Linked DNA regions of Homo sapiens: region 2 is linked to region 1. Evidence: chromatin contacts called from ENCODE Hi-C or POLR2A ChIA-PET data. All regions are on one chromosome and are shown on one strand. Each heading gives the region's core, a stretch centred on a gene start or an enhancer-like site at or near the end of the contact. The rest is flanking DNA. Distances are from core to core; before and after follow the strand shown. Region 1 overlaps LSM14A (LSM14A mRNA processing body assembly factor). Region 2 overlaps GARRE1 (granule associated Rac and RHOG effector 1).

Region 1 (4,578 bases), core at 807-3,306:
ATTTAAAGAGATTCACATTTCCACTTCAGGCTTCCTTTCACCAAAATAAGACTTAACAAGGGTAGGGGTAGATGAGAGTAGAGAATTTCTCCAGCTTATGCTGCAACAAAATTTACAATTCCTTATTAAAAAGCTTAAATTGGGAGATTTAAGAGCTGATCTAAATATGTTAAAATACATTGATGTTTGTGTTTTCTTATTATATAACATTGCAGGCCAGGCACAGTGGCTCATGCCTGTAATCCCAGCACTTTGGGAGGCTGAGGTGGGCGGATCACCTGAGGTCAGTAGTTTGAGACCAGGCTGGCCAACATGGTGAAACCTCATCTCTACTAAAAATACAAGAATTAGCCGGGTGTGGTGGTGCATGCCTGTAATCCCAGCTACTCAGGAGGCTGAGGCAGAAGAATCACTTGAACCTGGGAGGCGGAGGTTGTAGTGAGCCGAGTTCACGCCACTGTACTCCAACGACTCTGTCAAAAAAAAAAAAAAAGAAAAAGAAAAACAAAACAAAAACCAACACTGCATATTATAACATATGCAGAACAATGTGATTTTGCTTTTTTTTCCCCATTAAGCCTAATAATCTTACCTAAGAGTAGCTGTTATTGCCTTGGTTTGCAATATAAACCATATCTCAATAGCATGGTAGCACGGATCCTAGATTCTGAAGCAGGCTGCCTGGATCTGTTCAAATTGTGGCTCCATCTGAACTTCCTCACTTGTTAAAAGTGAGAATAATTATAGTACCAACCTCAGAGGGTATCTTATATGCACAGCACTTCTACAGAGTAGCCTTCAATGTTAGCTATGGTAATTGTTGTTGAAATTAGAAAATATTTCATAATAAATTCCTCAGCTGTTTCTTACCTTAGTTCTAATTTATGATACAAAGAGAAAAACCTAGATGAGAACATTATCCAGTAATTTCAGGTATCCCAGTAACTTGGAAATGATAAGCTACATGAACATTCAACTAGAGAGAAAAAAGCCAAGGCTAACCCTGTGCGGAGTTTACCTGTACTCCAAGACAAATTTACCATCAGTTACCTGAACAATAGCTGGGTCTTGAGGCAAAGAACACTGTGGTTTTGGTGGCTCACAAACAGTAAGGTCTTTAATGTCACTCCCACGGAATATAATGTATTCAAAGACTTCATCTCGAGGTGGTATTGGACGATCTGTCGGTCTGTCTTCTGTACCAAAGGATCGAACTGGCAAGAAAACAAAGGATATGAGATGTGTGACTACTCATCACATTCAGGTAGTACCCCAGATTCTAAATGTTGTATTTCAAGTACTAAGCAGTAGTTCTGAAATGTCTGAGAAAGTATTCATTAATCTATAGCTAAAAAAGTTTTTTTAAAGAGGAAAATAGAGTGGCTTTTGCCCGAAGTTAAATATATGCAATATAAAAGACTATCTGTATTATGAGGTTGTGTTCCTCTTATATTTTTATTTATTTGTATCTTTAGTGGTTGTAGTGGGGTGTTAAAATGTCCTTTCATTATTTATTTATTGATGAGACTGGGTCTCTGTCCCCTAGGCTGGAGTGCAGTGGTGTGGTCATGGCTTCCTGCAGCCTCAGCTTCCCGGGCTCAGGCGATCCTTCTATCTCAACCTCCCACGTAGCTGGGACCACAGGCATGTGCCACTAAGCCCAGCTAACTTTTTTTATTTTTTAGTAGAGATGAGGTCTTGCTATTTTGCACAGGCTGGTCTTGAACTCCTGGCCTCAAGTGATCTTCCTGCTTTAGCCTCTCAATGTGCTGGGATGAAAGGCCTAAGCCACTGTGCCTGGCTCACGGTTAACTTATTTTTAATGTCCTCATTCGACAAAATAAAAATTAGCAACCCATGTCTTTCTTGGGGAAGGAGTGGGAGACAAAGATTCCTCCAGTCTACAAAATCTCAAAGTTTGGGTATTGACCTTTGGGACACAGAGAGCAATGAAGGTATTAATAACATTTACCTTGCTGAGCAGTAAGTCCTCTAGAAGCCAAGTCAAGCAGCTGCCAGCTACTCAGCCCCATGGGACAGCTTGAAATACCCTAGTTACCTAAAATATCTACCATATAATTAAATCTGATTATTTTAACAATGAAGACAGCATTACTCAAAGTTAAACTGGGGACCACCTGCAACACAGTAAACTGGCTACGAATAAAGATTTCTACCGAATCTTTTTGCTGGGGACAGGGTCCAAAAATCTGCATTTTAAGCCAATTTCTGGCTAGGCACAGTGGCTCATGCCTGTAATCCCAGCACTATGGGAGGCCAAGGTGGGAGGACTGCTTGAGCCCAGGAGTTTGAGACCAGCCCTAGCAACACAGTGATGTTCTGTCTCTACAAAAAAATAAACATTTTTAAAAATTAGCCAGGTGTGGTAGTGCATGCCTGTAGTCCCAGCTATAAGGAGGCTGAGGTATGAGGATCGCTTGAGCCTGGGAGATTGAGGCTGTACTGAAGCGTGGCTGCACTGCAGCCTGGGTGACACAGCAAGACCCTATTTCAAAATAAGTAAATAAAATAACCAAATCCCCAAGTTTCTTATAAATACATAAGTTTCAGGTTCATTGTCCTGGGAGATTTCTGAAAATGTCTGCATCCATACAGAAGTTCCAAATAGAGAATATGAAACATCATATTTCATTTAAAGAGTACCCTAAAGGAAGTAAACCCCTTAACATTTCTATTTTTTTTCTTTTTTTTTGAGATGGAGTTTCATTCTGTTGCCCCAGCTGGAGTGCAGTGACGCAATCTTGGCTCACTGTAACCTCTGCCTCTTGGGTTCAAGCGACTCTCCTGCCTCAGCCTCCTGAGCAGCTGGGATTACAGGCGTGTGCCACCATGCGCAGCTAATTTTTGTATTTTTTTTTAGCGGAGATGGGGTTTCACTATGTTGGCCAGACTGGTCTAGAACTCCTGACCTCAAGTGATCCATCCGCTTCGGCTTCCCAAAGTGCTGGCATCACAGGCGTGAGCTACCGCGCCTGGCCCCCTTAGTATTTTTAATGCATACGCTTTTTTTTTTTTTTTTTTTTTTTTTTTTTTTTTTTGCAGAACTGATGCAGCGCCTCATGCCTGCAATCCCAGCACTTTGGGAGGCCAAGGTGGGCAGATCACTTGAGGTCAGGAGTTTGACACCGGCCTCAACAAAATGGTGAAACCCCATCTCTACTAAAAATACAAAAAATCATTAGCTGGGCATGTTGGCATGCACCTGTAGTCCTAGCTGCTCAGGTGGCTGAGGCGGGAGGATTGGCTGAACTCAAGAGGCAGAAGTTGCAGTGAGCCAAGATGGCGCTCCTGCACTCCAGCCTGGGTGACAGAATGACAATCTGACTCCAAAAAAAAAAAAAAAAAAAAAAACAACAAAAAGAATGTTATTTCAGTGTAAATAATGTCCTACACTCTTATTCTAAAAGTTCTTTCTAGTACTTATGAGACTTCCAGGAAAGACAGTGGCACAGGTAGTTTGGCAGAAGATCCTTCCCTAAAACTAAAGGAAAGAAACAAAAAGGAAGTTAAAATATCCCTAAAATCATGACAAGTTCTCAAACTCATACCACGAAATTTTATTAAATAGTATCATTCAGGTACAGAATGAGTTAGTTGAAACTGAAAGACCAACCCCAGAATCCATACGTAAGTATCCTCTGCCCTCTCCTGCCCCCCAGAGAAATTTTGACTAGCATCTTCAACTTGCTAAGATGGGGACAGGGACTGCGGAATGCCCTACCTGAAGCTCCCTTTCTCTGATGGCCAAACAGTACTTTAGCAGGCAGGAGGATTTTATATTTTTACCTTTATCCAAAAGGAAGGATAAGGAGGAGAAAGGACTAATTACAAATAAATCAATCTCACCCCTAACCTCAGTACCATCAAAACAAATAAAGTCTCATGCTTCCAAAGTAGCAGATGAGATCATCCTGAAGCAGAGAGGGAAAAAGTCAAAGGCCCTTCTTCTACAAAATTAGAGAAGCTCTATTAAGCTTCCTAAGGCCTAACAGAGCTTAGCCAGGTGAATTCAGAGTCAAGTAAAAAGAGAATCTGCATTTCACGTTTTGGCAAGCAGCAGGTACTGAAAGGACCTACTAAAGAAAAAAAGAGTAGAAAAATCAGGGAATCAAGAAAAATTTTACAGGAAAGATGGAAAGAAGGGAAGAAAAGAGGGAAAGGAGGGAGGCAATGATGGAAGGAAAGAAAAAGGTGTATCAAAATAAAGAAAAAAGGCAGTAAAGAAGAAGAGAAGAATCAAAGAGGACACGGTCTTCATTTACTTATTTTGTTTTTTTTTCCATTACCAGCAGTTTGCCCTGATAGGACACAGTCTTCAAAAGGTAGATGAAATACATTCAGTATTAGTATTTATCACAGAAAATAGAAGAAATTTTCTGAAACAACTGCTTCGACATTCACAAGAAAAACAGATAGCATAGACTTTTATGATCAAAACAACATTGAAAGGGTAGCATGCAGAATTAAGGAAAGAAAATTACACAAGATAAATAAAACAGCATAACTAATAAATGCAACAACAGTCAATGCAGCAAAACCAAATCACTAGAAGAGAAT
Region 2 (4,874 bases), core at 1,828-4,327, 160 kb before region 1:
GTTTTAACTAAAAACCTACATGAAAAAAAAAGCTATAAAATACAGTGATTGGTGTGGTCATCACTCAAGGTGTGGAGGAGGGAGGAGAGGGTTTCCAAAAAATGGTCAGTTATGCCCTCAGCTTTCAGGCCTGATGTCTTCCCAACACACAGCAGGACTAAAAACCCAAGAGCTGTGTTTCTTCAAGTGTGGCTGTGGCGCCTGCATCAGAGTCACCTGTGGCGCTTACTAGGCATGCAGGTTCCCTAGCAAGCCCCTGAAGGCCAGACGCCTGTGTCTCCAGCTGGCTCTCCAGGGCTCTGATGCCATCGTTTCAGAAGCCAGGTTTAAAGGCTTGGAGCTGCCAACCACCCTTGTCCCCAAGGAACCCTCCCTGGGATGGGGCGCACTGGTCCTCTGAGGGGCTGGTGTCAGCTAAGTGGCCCTGGGGTGGGGACACTCATCCCCACAGCTCTGGGCGGGCAGGCAGGCAGGCAGGCAGGCTGGCTGGCCTGGGGTCAGTACTGGGGCAGATAGGCTGGCCTGCGCTCACCCTTCCCAGGGAAGGCCTTGAAGCCCTTGGGTGCTGCCTTGTGTGCTGGTGGGGGTGGGGGCTGGGGTGGGGTCTGCACATAGGAGAAGGCAGCGGCACTGCAGTCGTTGGTTGCGGCCCACACTGGGGACTGCAGCATCTGCATGGTGTCGTTCCACTGGCTGCCAGGGCTGGTGACTGCATAGAGTGGTGCGCTGGGGCTGGGCAGCGTGCTGGGAAGCGGGGAAGGGTGCTGCCAGGGTGCTTTGGGTGGCCACGTTTTGGTTTTGTTATCCTGAGAAACAAAAGAGAGTTCTTAGTGGCATTTCGGGCAATGTATCATCATTTCCCACCTCCCCAGATGCCTGGCCCTTATTCCCTCCTAGGAAGCCGGGTGAGAGCCCCACTCACTCCCACACCCCTGTCCAACAGAACTTCTTGCAATGATAGCCATGTTCTGTGCCTATACGGTCTAGTATGGTAGCCACTCGCCACATGTGACTAGTGCAAACTGAGGAAAGGAACTTTTTTTTTTTTTTTTTGAGATGCAGTCTGTCTCTCGCCCAGGCTGGAGTGCAGTGGTACGATCTCGGCTCACTGCAACCTCTGCCTCCGGGGTTCAAGCGATTCTCCTGTCTCAGCCTTCTGAGTAGCTCGGATTACAAGCGCATGCCACCATGCCTGGCTAATTTTTGTATTTTTAGTAGAGATGGGATTTCACCGTGTTAGCCAGGATAGTCTCGATCTCCTGACCTCGTTCGTGATCCACCCGCCTTGGCCTCCCAAAGTGCTGGGATTACAGGCGTCGCCACTGCGCCCGGCTGATTGTTTTTAAAAAGTATTTTAGAGGCAGTCTCGCTCTGTCACCCAGGCTGGAGTGCAATGGTGCAATCATAGCTTACTGTAATCTCAAATTCCTGGGTTCAAGCCATCCTCCTGCCTCAGCCTCCTGGGCAGCTAGGACTACAGGCATGTGCCACCATGCCTAGCTGATCTTTTAATTTTTTTGCAGAGACAGTGTCTATATTACCTGGGCTGGTCAAGAACTCCTGGCCTCAAGCCATCCTTCTGCCTTGGCCTCCCAAAGCACTGGGATTACAGGCATCAGCCACCACACCCGGCCTGAATTTTTATTTGTATTTAAATTTACATAGCCACATGTGGTGAATGGCTATCACACTGGACAGCACAGCCGTAGAGCTTCCTGTGGCTCTGAGTCAGCTGAGGTGGCTAATCATTTACACAAAATTAATCACCACAAAGAAGATCCCTCATTACTTTGAGGCCCTCTGAAAACTGCAGCTGTGGAAGCTAGCCCAAGTCTGTGCCCACAGAGCCTGCCTGAATACCTGGTTCACATCCTCCACCGTGGTGAGGAGAGGTGGTGAGGGCAGCGTGCTGGTGTCTTGCTCTCCACTGCTGTGTTTCCTGCAAGAACCAAGAGCTCAGGGCAGTGATTGCTTGGCTTCCTGCCCAGCCCACCTGTAGGGTACACACTAGTGCTAGGCTCCAGCATCTCCAGGCCCTGGTTCTAGGAGGGGAGGAGGCCTGCCTGGGTCAATGGCATAAAGGCGGCTAAGGGGAGCCAGCAGTGAATGACGGCGCTCCTGCACTGCCAGTGCAGGTGGAGGAGCTGGGGGTGGAGGTGGCAGGCAAAGACAGGCACTGGTTTACTCAGCTGCTGAGTCCACCTTCTTTGGCTTTATTATTATTATTATTATTATTTTATTTTTTTTTTTTTTTTTGAGACTGAGTCTCACTGTTTCCCAGGCTGGAGTGCAGTGGCATGATCTCAGCTCATTGCAAACTCTGCATCCCAGGTTCAAGCAATTCTTGTGCCTCAGCGTCCCGAGTAGCTGGGATTACAGGTGCGTGCCACCATGCCCAGCTAATTTTTGTATTTTTAGTAGAGATGGGGTTTCACCATGTTGGCCAGGCTGATCTCGAACTCCTGACCTCAGGTGATCTGCCCGCCTAAGCCTCCCAAAGTACTGGGATTGCAGGTGTGAGCCACCGAGTCCGGCCGGCTTTTTGTTAATTTATTTAAGAGATACTGTTTCCGGCCGGGTGCGGTGGCTCACGCCTTTAATCCCAACACTTTGGGAGGCCGAGGTAGGTGGATCACGAGGTCAGGAGATCAAGACCATCCTGGCTAACATGGTGAAACCCTGTCTCTACTAAAAATACAAAAAATTAGCCGGGCATGGTGGTGGGCGCCTGTAGTCCCAGCTACTTGGGAGGCTGAGGCAGGAGAATGGCGTGAACCCGGAAGGCGGAGCTTGCAGTGAGCTAAGACCGCGCCACTGCACTCCAGCCTGGGCAACAGAGCGAGACTCCGTCTCAAAAAAACAAAAAAAGAGAGAGATACTGTTTCCAAGCACTAAGGATATGTGACTTAAAGCCCATTCGTTTTACTAATCACATGAAAGTCTGTTACAAGGTTGAATGAAAAAGGCAGGATGTGGCCAGATCAGAGCCAGCACTCCTGCATGCAGACAACAGTCTCTGCAGAGATGGTGCCAGATGTGACTTCTTAGAAGTCGAATCAGTCATATGTCTGAAAGAAAAGTCTCAAACTCCACCCCCGGTTCAAACTTGCTCCTCCTGCAGGCTTAGCACCTCAGTTCATGGCGCCCTTCACAGAAACTCAGGCAGAAAACTTGCGTGTCATCCTTGACTCTTCCTACCTCACCCACACCCCACTGCCGATTCCCCACCAGTTGCTGCCGCACTTTGTTCAGCTCTCTGCTCATCAGAAGCCTCATTGACTAAGTGCTGGAAATAGAACATCCACCTGTTCTCTGCATTTACTACCCTCATACCCTGCTTTATTTTCCTTCAGAGCACCTAGCCTAACCTGACATGATTTTTTGTTTGATTTTTGAGACAGGGTCTAACTCTGTTGCCCAGGCTAGAGTGCAGTGGCACAAACACAGCTCACTGTAGCCTCAACTTCCCAGGCTCAAGTGATCCTCCCACCTCAGCCTCCCGAGTAGCTGGGACTACAAGTGTGGACAGAAAGCATCTGAATGTGTGCTCGTGATTGGTCAATGCCACCCCCCACCCCACTACTATTCTGTGCAAGTACCATTCTGTCTTCACCTACCCGCTCCCCACTGCCTATCTGACAGAGCCTGGCCTGTCCAGCAGGGACCAAGTAACCCGGCCTCCCACTCTGCTCTACAGCATGGCTTCGAGTGCCTGGGAGCCCTGCGTGCCCTCTACTCCTGCCCATGGTCCTTAGTCTGCCACCCTGACCTTGCTTTCTCATATCCACAGCAGTTTCTCTACTTATTTCTAACCAAGCTCTCCTCTCAGTTCAGAGCCCATTTTAATTTTTGTGACTACTTTTGAAAGCTAATTACTACTTTTCCCAACTTTGAAACGCCATTCAGAGGTCATTTTATCCATCTTTAATAAAGAGATGGAGGGTAATTGAGGGCCAGCCCCTTGTCTAGGGTTGCAGAGCCTGTTGGTGAGTCCAGATTAGAACTCGCAACCAAAGGCCTGCTCTTCCCACAGAAATGGGTGCCTCCTGCAAGGCACAGACCAGCACCGGCCACCCCGTCTCCCAAATTGATCTGCACAAGATGAGGCCGGCTCTTCCTTGTGGAAACCGCCTCCTGCAGGTGCTCTTCAGAGGCTTCAGCCAGGCATTGCTGGAAGAGCCCCTCCTCTCACACAGGGAGACTGGAGGTGACTGGGCTCCTGGCTTTCCCAGGGAGTGAGCCATGGGTTGCATTCACATGCCCTTCTCTCCCCACCTTGGTTTAGAAATCCCTTCATACCTTCTCTGCTTGACAGCAGCAACGAGGTCAGGCCCTGAAAACATGGAGAACAAGCTGTCCCCGTTGGCTGAGGATGTCTCATCACTCGAGCTGGCAGAGTCTCCCTGAGCACCCGACCAGCCACCGTGCAGGCCATCCCTGAAAGCCAGAGAGAGAAGCTGGGCCAGGGCCTCCTGCAGCCCCACCACCCGCCACCCCACCCTGAAAGGGCAGTCCTTACCCTGCATTCATCCCATAACCAAATAGTGGTCTCTTGTCTCTCCCTTCTTAAAACGTGAGGTTTTCCTCCTTTGCCTTATTTCAAAAGTAATACATATTCATCAATTCCCTTTATTCCTCTAAGAAGCCTATGGTTTGTATATGAAATTTGTTTTAGAAAAAGCAAGGGAGGGAGAGCATGGGGAAGAATAGCTAATGGATGCTGGGCTTAATACCTAGGTGACGGGATGATCTGTGCAGCAAACCACCATGGCACACATTAACCTTTGCAACAAACCTGCACATCCTGCACATGTACCCCTGAACTTAAAAGTTGAAAGAAAAAAAATTTTTAAGTAAAAAAAAAAATTTAAAAA

Evidence for each region. Hi-C counts contacts between places; a loop is a spot of excess contacts on that map. ChIA-PET counts read pairs that join two places held with the same protein, here RNA polymerase II (POLR2A). Pooled maps may share reads with other maps.
Region 2: a loop to region 1 is called in a map of aorta, with 3 times the contacts of the local background. The contact joins two enhancer-like sites. A Hi-C loop is called at or near these places in 1 of 168 maps with a recorded cell type or tissue (aorta) and 2 of 50 pooled maps. POLR2A ChIA-PET finds 5 or more read pairs at or near these places in 8 of 52 experiments (B cell, CD4-positive, alpha-beta T cell, GM12878 and 4 more).

What each region holds. Positions count from the first base shown.
Region 1 is chr19:34,191,114-34,195,691 of GRCh38, reverse strand. It overlaps LSM14A (LSM14A mRNA processing body assembly factor), which reads right to left. Exons shown (of 10, transcript NM_015578.4): 2 at 1,051-1,214. Among named protein-coding and RNA genes, the nearest start is that of LSM14A, 21 kb to the right of the region's middle. Within about 2 kb of position 2,056, at least 2 of the 41 ENCODE cell types and tissues checked have a DNase peak (open chromatin) inside an H3K27ac peak, as active enhancers do.
Region 2 is chr19:34,348,579-34,353,452 of GRCh38, reverse strand. GARRE1 (granule associated Rac and RHOG effector 1) reads right to left here. Exons shown (of 14, transcript NM_014686.5): 12 at 4,300-4,437; 13 at 1,861-1,939; 14 at 1-806. The coding sequence ends at 498. Among named protein-coding and RNA genes, the nearest start is that of GPI, 14 kb to the left of the region's middle. Within about 2 kb of position 3,077, at least 4 of the 41 ENCODE cell types and tissues checked have a DNase peak (open chromatin) inside an H3K27ac peak, as active enhancers do.